Linked DNA regions of Homo sapiens: region 1 is linked to region 2. A link is an interaction called in ENCODE POLR2A ChIA-PET data of the cell type or tissue named here. Cell type or tissue: GM12878. All regions are shown on one strand. Links, peaks and the distances in the headings refer to the core of each region. The heading gives the core; the rest is flanking DNA. Region 1 overlaps LINC02161 (long intergenic non-protein coding RNA 2161). Region 2 overlaps MEF2C (myocyte enhancer factor 2C).

The links. Peaks named below come from ENCODE experiments on the same cell type or tissue, not always from the same donor. Only the 100,000 strongest peaks of a DNase experiment are listed, where the experiment ranks them.
Region 1: POLR2A ChIA-PET joins it to region 2 with 5 read pairs; 1 of 35 experiments calls an interaction of 5 or more read pairs at or near these places.

What each region holds. Positions count from the first base shown.
Region 1 is chr5:89,681,256-89,690,828 of GRCh38, forward strand. All of the region lies in intron 1 of LINC02161 (long intergenic non-protein coding RNA 2161), which reads left to right. Among named protein-coding and RNA genes, the nearest start is that of LINC02161, 100 kb to the left of the region's middle. In GM12878, for the core only: no CTCF peak of the experiment used is centred there; a DNase peak (open chromatin) is centred at 4,703.
Region 2 is chr5:88,736,991-88,746,563 of GRCh38, forward strand. The region is part of intron 6 of MEF2C (myocyte enhancer factor 2C); the gene reads right to left. Among named protein-coding and RNA genes, the nearest start is that of GSCAR, 45 kb to the left of the region's middle. RefSeq lists an enhancer at 6,424-7,623. In GM12878, for the core only: no CTCF peak of the experiment used is centred there; no DNase peak of the experiment used is centred there; H3K27ac peaks cover 3,122 bases.

The DNA of each region.
Region 1 (9,573 bases), core at 2,238-6,237, 940 kb after region 2:
ATCCAAAAAAATAAAATCAGAAATAAGAAAGCAGATATTACAACTGATACTATAGAAAATCAAAGAATCATTAGTGGCTACTATGAGCAATTATATGCCAATAAAGTGGAATATTTAGAAGAAATATACAAATTCCTAGATACATGTAACCTACCAAGATTGATCCAGGAAGAAATCCAAAACCTGAACAGACCAACAACAAGTAATGAGATAGAAGCCATAATAAAATGACTGGGCAGGATGGCTCATGCCTGACATCCTAGCATTTTGGGAGGCCAAGGTGGGTGGATCAGTTGAGGTCAGAAGTTTGAGACCAGACTGGGCAAAATGGTGAAAATCTGTCTCTACTGAAAATACAATAATTAGCCGGGTGAGGTGGCATGCACCTGTATTCCCAGCTACTCTGGAGGGCACAAAAATTGCTTGAGCCTGGGAGGCAGAGGTTGCAGTGTGCCGAGACTGTGCCACTGCACTCCAGTCTGAGTGATAGAGCAAGACTCTGTCTTAAAAAAAAAAAAAGCCATAATATTCTCTCAGTAAAGAAAGCCCAGAACCTGATGGCTTCACTGCTGAATTCTACCAAATGCTTGAAGAAGAACTGATACCAAACCTATTCAAACTATTCCAAAAAATAGATGAGAGAATACTTTTAAACTCATTCTATGAGACCAGTATTACCCTGTTATGGAAACAAAGATATATCAAGTAAAGAAAAATACAGGCCAATATATCTGATGAGTATTGACTCAAAAATCTTCTACAAAAATACTAGCAAACCGAATTCAACAATACATTAGAGGCCAAGCGTGGTGGCTCACACCTGTAATCCCAGAACTTTGGGAGGCTGAGGCAGGTGGATCACCTGAGGTCAGGAGTTTGAGACCAGCCTGACCAACAGGGCGAAACCCTGTCTCTACTAAAAACTCAAAATTAGCCAGGTGTGGTGGTGCATGCCTGTAATCGCAGTTACTTGGGAAGCTGAGGCAGGAGAATCGCTTGAATCTGGGAGGTGGAGGTTGCAGTGAGCCAAGACTGCACCATTGCACTCCAGCCTGGACAACAACAGTGAAACTCTGTCTCAAAAGAAAAAAAAATACATTAGAAAGGTCATTTATCATGACCAAGTAAAAAATATTCCTGGGATGCAAGGATGGCTCAACATGTGCAAACCAATGTGGTATACCAACAGAATGAAGGATAAATACCATATGATTATTTTAATTGGTGTTGAAAAAGCATTCATCCTTTCATGAGAAAAATATTCAAAACACTGGAGATAGAAGGAAGATACCTTAACATGATACAAGCCATATATGACAGACCCACAGCTAGTATCATACGGAATGGGGAAAATTAGAAAGGCTTTCCTCTAAGATCTGAAACATAACAAGGATGCCCACTGTCACCACTGTTATTCAACATCGTACTGGAAGTCCCAGCTACAACTATCAGACAACAGAAAAAAATAAAGAGCATCCAAATTGGAAAAGAAGAAGTGAAATTATTGTGTTTGCAGATGATATGATCTTATATTTGGAAAAACTATAAGACTCAAAAAGAAACTTATTAGAACTGATAAACAAATTCAGTCAAATTGCAGAATACAAAATCTACATACGTACATCAGCAGCGTTTTTTAAATACCAACAGTAAACAATGTGAAAAGGAAATTAAAAAAATCCCATTTACAATAGCCACACACAAAATTAAGTACTAGGAATTCACTTAACAAAAGAAGTGAAAGATTTCTTTAATGAAAACTATAAAATACTGATGAAAGAAATTGAAGAGGACATCAAAAAATGAGAAACTATTCCATGTTCATGGATTGGAAGAATCAACACTGTTAAAATGTCCATACTACCCAAAGCAATCTACGGATTCAATGAAATCTTCATCAAATTACCAATAACATTCTTCACAGAAATACAATGAACAATCCTGAAATTTATATGGAACCACAAAAGACCCAGAATAGCCAAAGCTATTCTAAGCAAAAAGAACAACTGGAGGAATCACATTACCTGACTTCCAATTATACTACAGGACTACAGTGATCAAAACTAGCATAAAATACATGCACATAGACCAATAGAACAGAATAGAGGACGCAGAAACAAATTCATCTATAGTGAACTAATTTTTGACAAGGCTGCCAGGAACACACACTGGGGAAAAGACAGTCTCTTTAATTAATGGTGTTAGAAAACTGGATTTCCATATTCAAAGAATGAAACTAGAGCCCTATCTCTCCCCACATAAAAAATCAAATCAAAATATATTAAAGCCTTAAATCTAAGACCTGAATCTGTGAAACTACTACAAGAAAACATGGAAGGAAAATCTCCAGGACATTGGTCTGGGCAAAAATTTATTGAGTAATAACCCACAAGCACAGGCAACCAAAGCAAAAATGGAGAAATGGGATCACATCAAGCTGAAATGCTTCTACACAGCAAAAAATACAGTCAGCATAGTGAAGAGACAACCCACAGAATGGGAGATAATTGCAAACTACTCATCTGACAAAGAATTAATAACCAGAATATATCAGAAGCTCAAACAACTATACAAAAAAAAAAAACAACTAATAATGTGATCAAAAATTGGCAAAAGATTTGAATAGACATTTCTCAAAAGAAGACACACAAAGGGCAAACAGGCTCAACATCACTGGTCATCAGAAAAATGCAAATCAGTGCGATGTCATCTCACCCCAGTTAAAATGGCTCATATCCAAAATACAGGCAATAACAAACACTGGCAAAGATGCGGAGAAAAGGGAACCCTGTACATTGTTGGTGAGAATGTAAATTACGCAGTCACTTTGGAGAACAGTTTGGAGGTTCCTCAAAAGACTAAACGTTGAGCTACCATTATGATCCAGCAACCCACAGCTGGGTATATACCCAAAAGAAAGGAAATCTGTATATTGAGGAGATATCTGCACTCCTATATTTGTTGCAGCTGTATTTACAATAGCTAAGATTTGGAAGCAACATAAGGGTACATCAACAGATTAGTGGATAAAGAAAATGTGGCAAGTATACACAATGGAGCAATGGAGTACTATTCAGCCATATAAAAGAATGACATATAGTTATTTGCAACAACATGGATGGAACTGGAGATCATTATGTTAATTGAAATAAGCCAGGCATAGAAAGAAAAACAGCACATGTTCTTAATTATTTGTGGAATCTAAAAATCAAAACAATTGAACTCATGGACAGAGAGAGTAGAATGATGGTTACTGAAGGCTTGGAAGGGTAGTGCAGTGTGGGTGCTGTGGGTGAGGTGGGGATAGTTAATGGGCACAAAAAATTAGAAAGAATATAGAAGACCTACTATTTGATAGCACAATAGGATGACTATAGGCAATAATAAATTTTTTGTACATTTTAAAATAACTTAAAGAGTGTAATTGGATTGTTTGTTACTCCAAGGAAAAATACTTGAGGGGATGGATACTTCATTCTCCATGACATGATTATTTCATATTGCCTGCTGTATCAAAACATCTCATGTACCCCACAAAGATACAAACCTACTATGTATCCACAGAAGTTAAACATAAAAATTTTTAAAAAAGAAATAAAATGCTCAAAGAATACATGTAAGATAAGTACAAATAAAACTGCATTAGATATATCATTGTCAAATTAGTGAACAACAAGTTTAAAGGAAAAATATCCTTAAAAAATAAATAGTTGGCCAGGCGCAGTGGCTCACACCTGTAATCCCAGCACTTTGGGAGGCCGAGGCTGGCAAACCACTTGAGGTCAGGAGTTTGGGACCAGCCTGGCAAACATGGTGAAACCCCATCTCTACTAAAAATACAAAAATTAGCTGGTCATGGTGGCGGGCCCTGTAATCCCAGCTACTTGTGAAGCTGAGGCAGGGGAATCACTTGAACCCGGGAGGTGGAGGTTGTAGTGAGCCAAGATCGTGCCATTGCACTCCAACCTGAGTCACAGAGCAAGACTCCATCTCAAAAATAAATAAATTAATTAAATAAACTGAGTTAAAAGACGCTTTACATTTACGTTTACAAGAGAACAACAACAGCAAAAAAGATGGTTGACATCTCATCAGAAACAATGCAAGCCAAAAGATAATAGAATGCCAACTTTAAAGTGATGAGAGAAAAATAAAAATAAAAATAGCTGTCAACTAGATTTCTACACCAAGTGAAAGTATCCTCAAAAATAAAGACAAAAGGAAGACATTTTCAAACAAAAGCTAAAAGAATTTGTTGTCAGCAAACTCAAAGTGTAAGAAATTCTAAAGGCAAATACTGAGTAGTTTAAAGTTCAGTACTGATTATTCCTTGAATATACAACTGAATTCAGTAATGCTAGATATTGTCATTGTTGTTTATGTAATGCTAAACATGAAAGCCACTAAATTATTACTCTTGACACAGAAACTTATGACCTATTAATTTATATTATCTCATAAATTTGTTTCTGTGCTTAAGCCCAGATGAAAGCTGTCCAGGTAAAGGCCCAGGGGATCAAGAACTTTAAATTAGGTGAAGACAGTCCTGACCTAAAGTCATTTGGTATGAAATACAATAAAATCTGATCCATCAGCAGAACAGAAGAACGCCAGCATATGTGCATCTTCTCCATTCATCAGCCAAGTTCTATTTTTAATTCTACAGATATTGTTTTGTTGCTATTATACACATAGGTGTTAGTTTCTAGCCACACTGTCATGTAAGTTCATTGCTGCAGTCTCTTTCCCTGGTTTTCAGTTTATATTTTTAGTTCCATGGTGACAAGCTAGCAATATCTTGTGAGAAACTAAGGTAAGTCAAGATTCTCACTATTCATTACCATTTGAAATTCAATTTTCAACCCTTCTAGCTTAGGGAAATTTTTAAAATGAATAAAATGACCTCTAGGAAAGATAGACAAGGTCAGACAAGGTCATTCAAATCAATCCTTGTACTGATGACAACTAGAACCACTAACTGGCTTTCTTACTTTCTCTCTCTCTCAATTTGTGTGTGTGTGTGTGTGTGTGTGGTGTGTGCATGTGTGTGTGGTGTGTGCTCTGTGCGTGTGTGTGTGTGTGTGTGTCCGTGTATAATCCTCTTTGTAGGCATCAGAGAATTACCAGAGCTGGAAAAAATTGTGGGTCAAGAGCTAAGAGAAAAAGGAAGTCCTTCTGGGGCCACTTATTATTTAGGAATACTGCTAATTTTGAAAGCAGGAGCTGAGAAACCAAGATGCTGAGGAGTACTTTTAACAGACTTTCAGGACTGGGTGTGGGGCCAGGGATGAGGAAATTGACATTAGAGCCACTAGGATACCCCTGATAAAAGCCTCAGTGTTTTGTCAGTATGCCAAATGGCTACATTCAGGAAGAAGGATAAACAGGAAATAAGTTAGATCTCGTAACGATGAGAGTTTCAACTCATCTCAATTTATGACTGGATTAATGTAATCTGTGTTTGCAAATGCTCCTAGACACCAAACAGAATTTTTTTTTTTTTACTAGAGAAAGATAATACTGTTCAAAATTGCAATTTATTGCTAACATTTATGTCATAATGACTGGTAATAAAGTTAAAAAAAAAAAACCAGAAATGCGGGCATGTGAAGAGGCAAAGTAATCGAACCCAAACCATGATATGAAGAAACAGATCATAGAAATAATATCTTTAAGATTCTGAAAGATACTAGCTGCTAACCTAAAATTCTATTATTTAACAATAAAGGTAAAATGAAAACATTCAAAAACAAACCTTGAGGAAATGATACTACTGGTCCTGCACAAAAAGGGAAAAATATTTTCTTGAAGCATAAGTGAAATTACTCCAGATGCAAACCCAGAAAAAGGAAGAATAAAGAGTAATTGAATGATTTAAGATGTGGATAAATCTAAATTAATACTGACTATTTGAAATAATAGTTCGGTCTCTGGGGCTTAATACATATTTATAAATTGATTGGACAAAAAATAGCATTCAATCAGAAAAAGTGTAAATGAAATGAAAGTATACTAAAATCCTGATGCTGTCTAGGAAATTATAAACATAATTTATGTTAGATTGTATCAATCTTTAAATAATGGAAGAATAATAAAAGATTGTGTATATGAAAACCAACTGATATGAAGGGGAAATGGCACCAAAAATATGCAATCTATCTAGAAAAAAGAGTGAAGAGAAGAAAGTCAATATAGAAGAGATAAAAACAGAGAGATAAAGTAAAATGATAGACTTAAAGGTAAATATATTATACCCATATTAAATATGAATAGACTATTCCAGTACAAGGAAAAGGGTTATCAGACAATAAAAATTTGGGGAAAAGCCCTGCTATTTATGAGACATATCTTCCATAGAAAAATGCAGAAAAGTTGAAAGTAAATGGATGCAAAAAGACATACCCTTTATGATATCAAACCCTGATAAGAACATAAGATTTCAGGTTAATGTCGCTGATGAAAAAAGAAAAAACTGTAAAATACTATTATTTTAACTTTCATGAGTTTCCTCTCTCCGTTATGGACCAATTAAAACATTTTCAAATGCCAGCACTTGGAATTTACCCTTGCGTATTTTCTTAGGATGTATCCAGAAATATTTCTCTATGTACTCCCATTCCTAACATGGTCTTCATTCCTGGGTTCCTGAACCCTGTCTTCATACATGTGTACTGTTCCAGGGATTTATTTTTGATCTAATGGTATATATCACATGATGAGCATCTAATTTGGTTACCTTCCTTGACATTATGCTGGCCTCTGATAGTGACCAGGTGTTCCTGGTTCACTCATACACATGTAATTAATACACCTAGGTTCCTCATGTTGATATTTTGAGGTATTTTGTCTTTCTGTGTATCAAATGTTGCTTTTATTTCTGGCACTTTTGTTTTTCTTTTTTGTTGTTGTTGTTTAATAAGAAAATTGTACAGCATACTTTTCAGCACAACGTATTTATTTAGGGCAAAAAGTTGATAAAAACTACAAGTGGTAATAATCATTTAGTTACCATAAATGTTGTCTCTAGATAGTGTTAACTTGACTATATTTTAACAACCAAATTATTTCTCCCCAAAACAGATATAAACATTTTCAAAATTCAGTTAATCTTTGTGTAATTCATTCAAGGATTTTATAGCAGTTTTTGTAGTCTTTCATAATAACATTCCAGGGTTTCTTTAATAAATGTTCTTCTTGAACCAATGGTTCATAATTTCCTAAGGATTACAGAAAAAAAACAACTAAATGAATAACGAGATACCATGTATCTAGATAAAAAGATGAAATATTATAAAGATATGAGTGCTTCCCAAATTAATCTATGACCTTATTGCAATCTTAAAGAATATATCAGAAAGTTTGTTTTTTCATATCTGACAAAATTGTTCAGATAATTTTCTGGAGGATATATTTGAAGGATGTGAAACATTTGAAAAATTAACATTATGCCATATGTAAAAATTACTAAATAAATTAAATTAGAATTATATCAACAGCAAAGAAGAGAAAAACCAGAAACAGATAAAATTATATTTAATAATTGAGGATATAATAAATATCACATGCCAAATCCATGGAGAAAGAATTAAAGAGCATTTGGAAAACTTTTAATCATTGGGAAATAAAATTTGATTCCTATATCATATCATACATCAAAATTCTAGATGAATAAAAGATCTAAATAAAAACACTAGAATAAATATTAATGTTAATTCTGTTATTTGAAATAAAAAATTATGTATGATCTCACCAAAATAGAAAGTATGAAGGAAAAGATTGTCACATTTCACTATTAAAAATACCAAATAAAAAACCTTATCTTATTTGTAACATATATGAGGACAAAGAATCAGTATAATTAATATGTAAATATTTCTCACAAATCAAGAAAAAGTCACCAGTAACAAGTTGGACAAAGTGGGGAAAAGCAAAAATTAACCAAAAGAAGAAACACAGGAAAAAATTTCACATCATCAATAATTAATAAATACAAATTTAAACAATGAAATATAAATATTATCTTTCAAGCTAGAAATGACATCTAATGAGGCTCAGAATCTGGAGAAAATTACTTTTCACAATACCAGAGTAAGGTAAATCAGTATATTTTCTATGAAAGAATTGACGATACATATCACAAGGGTTAAAATATTTACCACTCTTTGATCTATCATAGGGAAACAATCATGAAAGTACAGAATATTTGGCTATGAGAATACACACTGTTTATGATAGTGAAAAATTGGAAGTACCTTAAAAAGACTACTTAAGCAACGTATGATAGACAGATTTAATGAACAGTATGCAGCCGTTAAAAATAAAACCCTGGATCATATTAATGGAATAAAACGTGATAAAATTTGTGCTAAGTCATATACAGTGTAACTACCCGAAAATATGGGCATGTGTCCAATTAGCAGTAGAAAAATTATGCATGTAATTTTTTTCCTTAATTTGCCTACCTGTTTTTCCTAATATATTAACACTTAACATATAAAATGGGGGGAAGTTATTGCTAAATTAATTATTAATATATGCCTTCTTCATAGAAAGTCTCAAATTTCCAAGTGGATAGTGTTTCTGTGTATCTATCTATGCTCTGTCGGAGTTTGGATAACAGTAGCTCTAATCTCAACTAAATCTTGCAGGATTTTATTTTTATCTTCCTGCCCACCAGAAACATATTTCTTTAAACAACCCAGTATATTTCCAAGTAACTTTTGTTGAATTTAACCTCCTTCAGTTTGCTTTTACCCTTAATACACTCAGTTTAATTCTCCTTATAGTAATAATAAATTCCCCAGTGGTAGATGATTGAGACAGCTTCCTTACACCACTTTTTATTCTCCTTTTAGTTTAACTGGAGACCTAGGCAGTGATTACAACCTTGAAAATTCCACAGCTTTTCTGTCACTTCAAGAGTGATGTTGTGTTCTTTAATGAGAGTATAAGATACTTGAGCACTGGAAATCTGCAATGCTTTTAGATCTTCTTGGCTAAGGACAACTGTGTTTTACAGGGAATGGACAAAGAAAGCAAGCAAAGAAAAGTCATAAAATCCATAAGAAAATGGCATTTATTCCCAAAATTAACAGAAAGAATATAAACCTCATTCTTTCATCCGTGCTACCCAGCTATATAATATGTGCTTACTGCATTTTTTCCTCTTTATCATGATTTCTTAGGTAATGTATCTCTCACCTCTGCTAAAAGTAAATGCTTTGTGATCAGAGCATTTGCTTTATTCATTGCTATAGTTTCAATCCCCACTTCCTCAGAGCATAGAGTGATCACTCAACCAATGAATGCATAAATGAATGTGTCAATTGATCATTCTAACACTGGCTCTACCACTTTCAACTCTATAACTTTAAGATGGTCATCTAGATCTTTGAGTTAATTTTCTCATTTCTGTAATAAAATATATTACCATATACTTCATGAGATTATAAAGATCAAATGAAGCAATTAGAACATCCTGTTTATTTGCAAAAAAAAAAAATCCTTTGTATTAGATGCTCAATAAATACACATAAGTGATTCCAATTCTAACATTAGTACTGAACCCAAACA
Region 2 (9,573 bases), core at 2,487-6,486:
CTCTGCTGCAATTAGTGGCAGCGATAATACACAGAGTACTAGTTCTTTATATGTTTCAGGTGCTTCACAAATAGATATATAGAATATGCTAGAAAAATTAAGAATTATTCAGGAAAGGCACTAAAAGGTAAGTTATTGAGGGACAATGAGGTGAGAACTGAAAATGTAATGAGTAACTTGTTAAATTGAAACATCAAGGGTCTCTTCTCTTTATGCTACTTGAGAAAATTTTATATTTTAGATAATGATTGCAAATTGATGACCAAGTACACTATTGAGACAAACTGCTTATCTACCATATATATGAAAGCCAGGAAATCATGTAAGTGCCCACCTACTAAATTTGTTTATAGAGAGTTAATTAAAGCGTCTTTTCTACCTGTTGCACCTGTTAATCATTTCACAGCACATTACCTTAGCTAACTGCAAGTGGTAGAATTAAACAAGTCAGACATTTTCCCTAATGAAAATGAAAAGTTGAAGTCTCTGATATTTTCTTCCACACTGACGAGTATTTGTTGCCACAGGTTGTCGTTATATCAAGGTAAATCTCAATACTAATTTACTCATACAGAACTTTTCACCAAAAGATAAGCTGCATGGTATCCTAGGGAAAAGAATGGTGGCAGGGTGGCTATTAAGAGTGAACAGGAATTTATCAGATGGTTCAGAGAGAGGCTTTGCGGAGAGAAGGAATGCAGGACAGAGAGATCTCAGAGTTTAGAAGGAGGGGCATTCCTCTGAAGATGAAACAATGGATCTTGAAGAGCAGAAAGTTTTCCGAAGTTGAAAAAGAAGGCTTGGCTAACATGAACCTCTAAGATTATGTTAACTTTACACTGTAGGCTTTATACTAAGCTTTTACCAAATTTTATACTCTAGAAAATGAGTGCCTAAGATAGCTTCTTAGTTGTTAGCTTTATTAAATTTGTGTTAGGAAAGGAACAATGATGGCAGTGGAAAGGAGAGACAAAAGGGGGTTGGACTGCTGTTAGAGAAGCTAGTTAGAACGCCTTGCTCTAGAATACATGAGAAATGATGTCTGAATGAGGCAGCGCAGAGAGAAAGGTTTACAGGCATCCAGGAGTTGGGGACAAAAAAAAGATAAGGCAGAGTAATCTAGGTTCTACTCAAAATGTTTCTGTTAAGAGTTCTCTCAACCCTACAGAGCCTTAGTTTTCTCAATAGAAGTATTTCCCTAGTGTGAGAGAAGCATGAAAGTAATCTGAATGAGAGGCTCTCAGGTACTCATCTGAGGCAGTCATTGACAATCTTACCATCCAACAATATTAGCAATCGCTAACACAGTGTATAGTATTATTTACCAACAACACAACATTAAGCATACACATTAACTGCTCAGAAGAGTACCAGGCACTTGTAACTGCTATGTAAGTGCTAGATATTGTACATGGATATAAAGCACTTTTAATCTTCACAAGAACAACCCTGTGGGATACTAATAGTATCCCTATGAAAAATGAGAAATGAGAAAACCGAAGAAAAGAGAGGTCCAGGAATTTGCTCAATGTCAAACAGCTATCAACTGGTGAAGCTATGATTTGAACCCAAGCAGTATGTCCAGAGTCCATGCCCTGAAGTACAACACTACACTGCTCCTTCAGAACCAGTCATGCTCTGAGATAGTGAAAGCCTTTCTATGTCGAGTCTCATTTGCAAATTATGGGGATACAAATGAAGAGAGGACACAACTAGGGACAGGACAGTCAAGGTTGTCCTAAGCCAGAGGTGATGTGCAAGTTTGAGGGACATGTTGTAAGGTCAACTTGGGCATAGTAAATAGTAGTTCTGGTTCAGAAGACACTGAATTCTCATAAAGAGGCACAGAATGGTGATGTTCAAACCATATTTCTGGTCTCTTTCTGGATAAATAAATATTTACAAGTAGGAAATACTGAGTTTAGCTACACTGAACACCAGAGTAGCTGTTTAACTTTTAGTGTGCTATTTTGAGTGGATGATTAAATATGCTTTTAAAAGTAGATTTTGTAATATTTTAGTCAATAATCTTCTCCCCTGTAATATACTTAAATGGTAATGATGCTTACTTACTTACTGTCAATTTAAGAGACCAGCTTCTATCAGAAACACCCAATGTTACAGTGAAATGTCCAGTATTTTTTAGTATCTGCGATTAGTTGTTACCCGGGAAATAACTTCTAATATATAAATGTATAAAAATAATTTTGTTTAGTAATTTGTTAATAGTATCTGATTTTGAGGGATTTGAAGCAAATTGACACAGGAAAACATTAAGCTGAACACACAGCTGGACCTCTGAAGTATCAATTTGCTGCTTTTACTTCAACAAAATGTTTTACTCACTTTAAAAAAAAAATAAAGCAATTTTGAAAACAGTTACAGCATACTGGGTTGTTAGACAGGAAATGTCACATACATAATAATGCTCACTATCATCAATTAATTTTATATTTTAGTTTTTAAAGTTTTAAGATTAAAAGTTAGTTTCCAATATCAGGATATTGTTTTGTGCCTCAAATGAACATACATCTTTTTATAGAAAATTACTTTAAATTGTGTATCATAAACTTGCTCATACAATCCCCTACTCTACTGGAAGTGACAGTTGAAAAAAAAATTAGTGGAAAAATATGATCTTCTAGACTGCAGTCCTAGCCTGAATGCCTGAAACCTTGTTACATATGCTAGGAACTGTGAGTTATTCAGCTGTTGTGTATCAAAATCAGTTTTGTTTTTATTTTTATTTTTTTGAGAAAAAAAGATATTTTACATTGAATAGCTCTAAGAGAAAAGGCAACCACAAAACATTCAGGGGTCAGAAATCTGGGTATGATGAAAATTTCAATATGCTTAATGTAGAAAGGGGGCAAATCAGATTTCTGATTCTTATCTTGCTAAAGACTCCTAATTAGGGATTCTTACACACAAAATAAAGGCTCCACTTTTTCTGGGGGTTTCTTAGGGAAATTATATAATAATGCATAATGTTAAACTATGAAGAAACTTCTCTGAAACCTCAGTGCATTTTGTGGTATATTCTTAGAGAAATACCCCAAGACTATACCAAAGCCAAGAACTATTCTTGGCCATACCAGTTCAGGGGCATCAGACGTTCTAAAAAGAGAGCTGTCTCTTCTCTTTGACCATGTCACCTGATGCTGGACCAGAGCTTCAGGAATTTCATATCTAGCCTATTTGTCCTTGACGTTTCTTGGGCTGTGTTTTGTTCAGCGATTTTGCGTGTGTGTGTGTGTGTGTGTGTGTGTGTGTGTGTGTGAAATTAACAGTCTGTCAATGAGACAATGAGCTTTTAACGTACAGCACATACTGTGTAAGCTCTGGATTGTGAGGGAGAGGTAAAGAAATTTTACTTATTACTAAGTTGTTTTTCCAAAGATTGAGAGTCCATCAAGTAGGTTTGTGTTGGCGAACATTTTCTCATTTGTCCTAACTGTCATGCGGATTTAGGCATCACCATCCCAGCTTTTGACAGATGAGGAAACTGAGGCTTAAGAAGCTTCCGTTACTTGACTGAGATCACCCTGTCAGCAAGGAAGAGGCTTTGATTTGAATCCAAAATGCAGGTTGCTACCACTACATTACAAAAGCCAGATGTCTGAGATTTAGCATGCATCCTTGTATTTGCAAATAAGGAAGAAATTGACAATCTGATGTCTCCAGTACAAAAAAAAAAAAAACCCAAATATCATTCTCCTTTGGGTACTGATTTACTGAAGGGATAGTTTTTAATTGCACCATAAAAATGCTATTGAACCACACTATCTTTAAAAAATTCCATTTAACTATGAATGATAGATTTATGACTCATTTAATTGTTCACTTCTTGAGATTTTGGGGCTGTCTCTTTGCTAAAAATGAGGGGGTGTCTTCATTATTGACACAATCGCTCATTCTTTCAGTCATTTTTATAAACAAAAATATTGAGACAGTATAAATTAGAGAGAGCATGACAGAAGAGAAAGAATAATTACTTGTGGTTTTAACATTTACACAACTGCTGCGAACACATCAGAAGTTCATAACGTTCAAAGTGAAATGTGTTGCACTGTACTGTACTGCTCTCACATTCTGCTTCAGATTTATTAATACATCCGCTTTACTTCCACCCTTGAGGATAGGAGCCCCGTGCTGGACATCTCTGTGAAGCCTACTGGTGTGCTCCCTTCACCACACATTTCATAAATACTACTGGAACTGCATTAAGCTAAACATTATAACCAGAAAGGCTAGAAAATCAAGAATGTAGATGATTATAACCATAGCTCACATTTATTAACAAGCACTTACTCTGGGGCAGAAACTGTGCTAGACCCCTTGCATCAGTTATCTCATTTAATTTTTACAACAATCCGGAAAAAGAGGAGTTTAACAGACTTTTCAAGGGCAATAGTGCCATCCCTAAAATAATTTGTATATCACATACTTTCCTTGGTTGTTTTATTTTTTTGAATATCTGCCTCTGGAATCTTTTCCCAAACTACTCCTTGGGCAAAAATTTTGGTCCATGGTTTTACGGTTTTCACTGAGTTGCTTAATATTAGAGCCAACTAAAGATTCAGTTTTCTTGATTGTTATGTAAATTAATGTTATAATGTTTGAATATGTAAACTGGCCATAGATTTAGTTTTCTCTTACTACTATATTATAATGTTCTATATTAGTATAGCAGGGCTTTTTCCTCCTTATACTTTAAATACAACATAATCGGTTCTTTATAATAACTGGAGGTGGTGGGTGGACTCTAAGGTCAAGAAATTGTAAAAAGAAGGCATAATGTCTAGTAAAATAGATAAACTTAAATTTGAGTTCAGTTAAAACAATTGAAATGGAGCAATAATAAATAAACACAGTGAACACTTAGCACCTTTTGGACGTATCAGTTGGTTATAAATTTAAACTGTTTATCCAAGGTTCTTGGTATAATACTTAAGTTTAACATAGCTAATGATCTTTCAAATATGATACTGTATCATGACTAAATATTCTTTGGATTGAAATTCAACTGAAACATACTATGTAAGTGTAACTGCAAAATTTAAGTGATTGGCAAAGGTTTGTCTAAAAACAGCAGATTATACTCTTGGCTGACAGCCTTGAAGCACCGAGTGAGAAAGTCCCTGGTAAGTAAAAAACTGATTTCCAAAAGAGGGGGTTTTTAACCAAATCCCCCCTTCAGCATCTGCTCTCTACTGATGCACAATGTCACATCACTGATGATTATGAAAAAAGCTTTCCTTTCTGTGTTATCTCCAAATAAAATCTTATCATGATGCCAAAGATAGGGAAGAGGAACCTAATAGGTGTATAAAGAGAAAAGACTGCTTTGAGAAAAAAAGACAAATTCTGAATAAAACTAGTATTTCAGGGGGAAATATTAACGGCTTGAATTTAATATTAAAAACAACCAAGGTTTTCTTATCCTTCACACTATTAGGTTAAATCAATGGGATATGAGTAAAGAAACCAATCTTCACAGTACTTTACTGTAGATATAGAAGGATAGAGAATAAAAAGGATACAATTTGTGAAGTCAGAAATCAGGATAAACAAAGGGCTCTAAAATCTGCTAAAACACTCTCTAGGAAGTTATAACCTAAAATTTTCTTTTTTTCCTCTGGAAATCAAACTCCTTAAGAATGAAGTCAAACCAAAGGGGTCGAAGGCATATTTTACAACATCCTGACTTAACCTGTAACATTTTTCATTTGTCTTGTCTTTGACCTGCCTTTCCCACTTCAACATGAGCCCCTAGAGAATGGTATCAAGGTAATGGTTTATCTATAATTTGCTTGGTTTTGTATATGGAAAGTGAACACTGATTTTCTTGGCAGTAGCTGCATACCACATGCTGTAGCTATCTAATTTGAGGACTAGGTTTTTTTTTTTCTTTAATCTTGATAAACTTGGTTTGGGTTAAAAATATCATTGTTACTTAATTTCATAAATAATAATAATAAAGCAATGCCGTTAGTTATTTACTTATGTTTTGGGTGAACTCCCAAGGTAAAACTGCCAATGAATTCAGAATTTTTAATTCAGAACAATTCAAACTAATGGAACAATACTTTCAAAACAGAACCCAACTATTAACCTAGATTTTTTTCATTTGCTGCTTAATAATATTTTAAAAATAATATAAAAATTATATCTTTATACTAACAATTAGTTTTCTTATTTGAGGGTAATTAAGTATCTTTCTCCCTTTCTTGAATATTGCAATCTTAAGTTATGTTTTCCTGGGCAACAAAAAATGCAAACTTGTTAAAGCCAACTTTTTAAACTAAATTTTTAACCACTTCACTGATATTTTAAGTCACTAAGTAAGAATTGCAGAGAAGTCTTTCTGGCCAATAAGAAAGTCAGCCAAGAAATTTTTGATAAGTATTCTTGAAAACAAATACTTGCAAAACAATGGTGCTGGTACAGAAAAATTAAGCATTGTCTGACCTTTCCTCTTTCCACTTAGTTCTATTTTGTAATATGCTAAGTTTTTTCTTTTTCAATGCTAGATGAATTACAAAAACATAAGCAAAATTTTATGATTATATTATCATAAAACATTGCGTGTAAATGGATTGTAAAAATATTTGTTTCTTATCTCCAATCTGAGTAAGTACTAAGTTCAAAGGTGCTGAGTCATGACCTAAGGTCTTGCTAGATGGAGTCTTTCCAGAGTCTGGAAACCAGATCTCTTATTCACTGCTCAATATTTATCCACGGCAGTACACTGCCACCATCAACTCTCCATGTATTTAGCTGACATAAATTAAGCATTCCAGAAGTGACAATGCTTGATAACCAAATGCATAAAATAGTCAACAATTAACATTCAAAATAAGAAAACAGATGTTAGTTTCTTTTTTATAAAATTATATCTAATTTACAATAAATGCCAATTAAAATTATTAACCAATATACATAAATCTCCTTTGCCTTACTGTCAAATAGCTATGTAGATTGTAAAATTATCTTAAATGTTCAAAGGAATTCCTAAAGGTTTTTCATTTCTTTTTTCTCTTTTTTTGATCTCAACTATGAATCAATAACTCCTTGAGCATACTGGTCCTTTCTACTCAATAAAAGGCAATCGTATTATCAAAGTGAAAACAAAGGATACTAACGGGATAGTGAATAATCCAACACAAGGCATTGCTCTGCTAATGGTTATTTCCATTAAATCTAATGACTACAAACAACCGAACTTGATCTTACCATCATCAATAACCACTCAGATTAGCATGTTAAAAGCTTTAATGTGGTCAGGCATGGTGGCTCACGCCTGTAATCCCAGCACTTTGGGAGGCCGAGGTGGGCGGATTGCCTGAGCTCAGGAGTTTGTGACCAGCCTGGACAACGGGTGAAACCCCATCTCTACTAAAATACAGAATATTAGCTGGGCATGGCAGCGTGCACCTGTAGTCCCAGCTACTCAGGAGGCTGAGGCAGGAGAGTTGCTTGAACCCAGGAGGCGGAGGTTGCAGTGACCTGAGATCACACCACTGCACTCCAGCCTGGGTGACAGAACAAGACTCCGTCTCAAAAAAAAAAGTTTTATAGAGTTATGACAAAATGTTATTTTAAAAGCAGTGACTTTTCATTTAGGTTGTTAAGAGGAAAGAATTAAGTAGTGGATGAATAACCATCAACTGAAACCTTAGAAAAGTCACTGTTACTAACTAATGTATTATAATGACTTGCTGTATATTTCTCTTATACCAAGAGTACAACTCCATCCTGCTACTTCTTTATTACCCTTTGTCTTCATCTTTGAAAGTATTTCAAGTTAAGTGATGATAAGAAGTTGTATTAAGAGGTGATTTGTGATGGTCTGAGATACCAACCCACATTTCATTTACTACTATATGTCAGCTCTTCAGGTTTTCCGTTAAGAATATTAGAGGAGTTAATGAAACTTTGCTTTATTGGCCCAGGGTACTCAGCCATTTAATCAAATGGTTAATTAAACATTCGTTGTATACTGTTTCAGAAGAATACATTATTTTTGTGAGTTACAGATCAAGGGTATATCTTTTTTTATTGAAAATTACATAATTTATTTGAAATGTTCCTTCTGGTTTACATCAACACTATTAAAACTTCATGGCTAGAAGATCTATTTTTCCCTTACTCAGCTAACAAACATTTACCAAGTATCTGCTGTGTGCTAACGCTTAGGTGTTAAACTGGGCATACAAACTGAATGAGAAAGAGTTTGCCTCCACAGAGCTGAGCGTCCTAGAGAGATGTGCCCAGATGTTGCAATCATAATGCAATGAGAAATGTAATGTTGGTACAGGCTACTATGTAAGCACAGGAAAGAGGTGCATAACTTGTCTGTTAGAGTCAGGAAAGGCTTTTCTCAAATGGCTGAACTGAATTCTGTGGGATGACAAAGAGTGCTCAATAGCATGAAGCAGAAGAAGGAAAGGCATGCTAGGATTGCATAGGTAAGAGTAAGCGGCCGTGACATTGCCAAGTGGCGGCACAGTGTAGCAATTAAGAGCACACACTGAGGCCGGGTGCAGAGGCTCACGCCTGTAATCCTAGCACTTTGGGAAGCCAAGGAGAGAGGATTGCTTGAATCCAGGAGTTCAAGACCAGCCTGAAAACCATAGCAAGACCCCATCTCTATAAGGAAAAAAATTAAAAAATTAGCCAGGCATGGTGGTGCATGCCTGTGGTCCCAGCTACTCAGTAGGCTGAGGGAGGTGGACTGCTTGAGACCAGGAGATTGAGGCTGCAGTGAGCCTAGATCGTGCCACTGCACTCCAACCTGGGTGACAGAGCAAGACACTGTCTCAAAACACACACATACAAACACACAGTATGGGACCTGACTACCTGGGCTCTTCCTTGTGCAATTACTTAATTTCCCTGTGCCTCAGTTTCCTAATCTGTAGAAAGGGCATAATGTGAACACTTAATTTAAACGACTATTATGAGAATGATGCTTTTTGTAGAGTGCACAGTAAGAGCAGTTTAGATGTCTACTGTTAGTAGAGCTGGAGGGCCGGGTTCTTGATAGCAGTGGCAGAAGGGAAGAAGGTTAAGGCTGGAGAGTAGGAATGGGCCTAGGGATAAGATATTCACTGTTAATTTTCAAAGAGAAGCCATGGCTGGATTTTTGGCATGTGAATGATGACCTACAGTTAGCTTAAGGTTTTAAGAAAGAACAAGCAGTCCTGGGGAGACTGAAGCAGGATGCAATATAAAGCAGGGAGATGAATTAGGATGTTCTAGAAACTTACTGGATGATGGTATGATGAGAAAAGGATGGCTCAGGCACTGGATGGGAAAGATGCTACACTTTATGATAAAACTGAGCTGAAAAAAAGCATGCTTACCTTTTTGGTCTTTTAGTATTTATAGGCACAAAATAAATGTTCAATTTACTTCCTTGCCTCATGAGACTCTCCCTCCCTCTCACTTTTTTTTTTTTTTTAACAAAGTGAGATGACTTGATTTAGAAAAAAACTGCAGCTGCTAAAAAGTAACGTAATTGCAGTCTCGCCACTTGGCCTCAAGAGTTTCAAACTTTATCTGAAACCT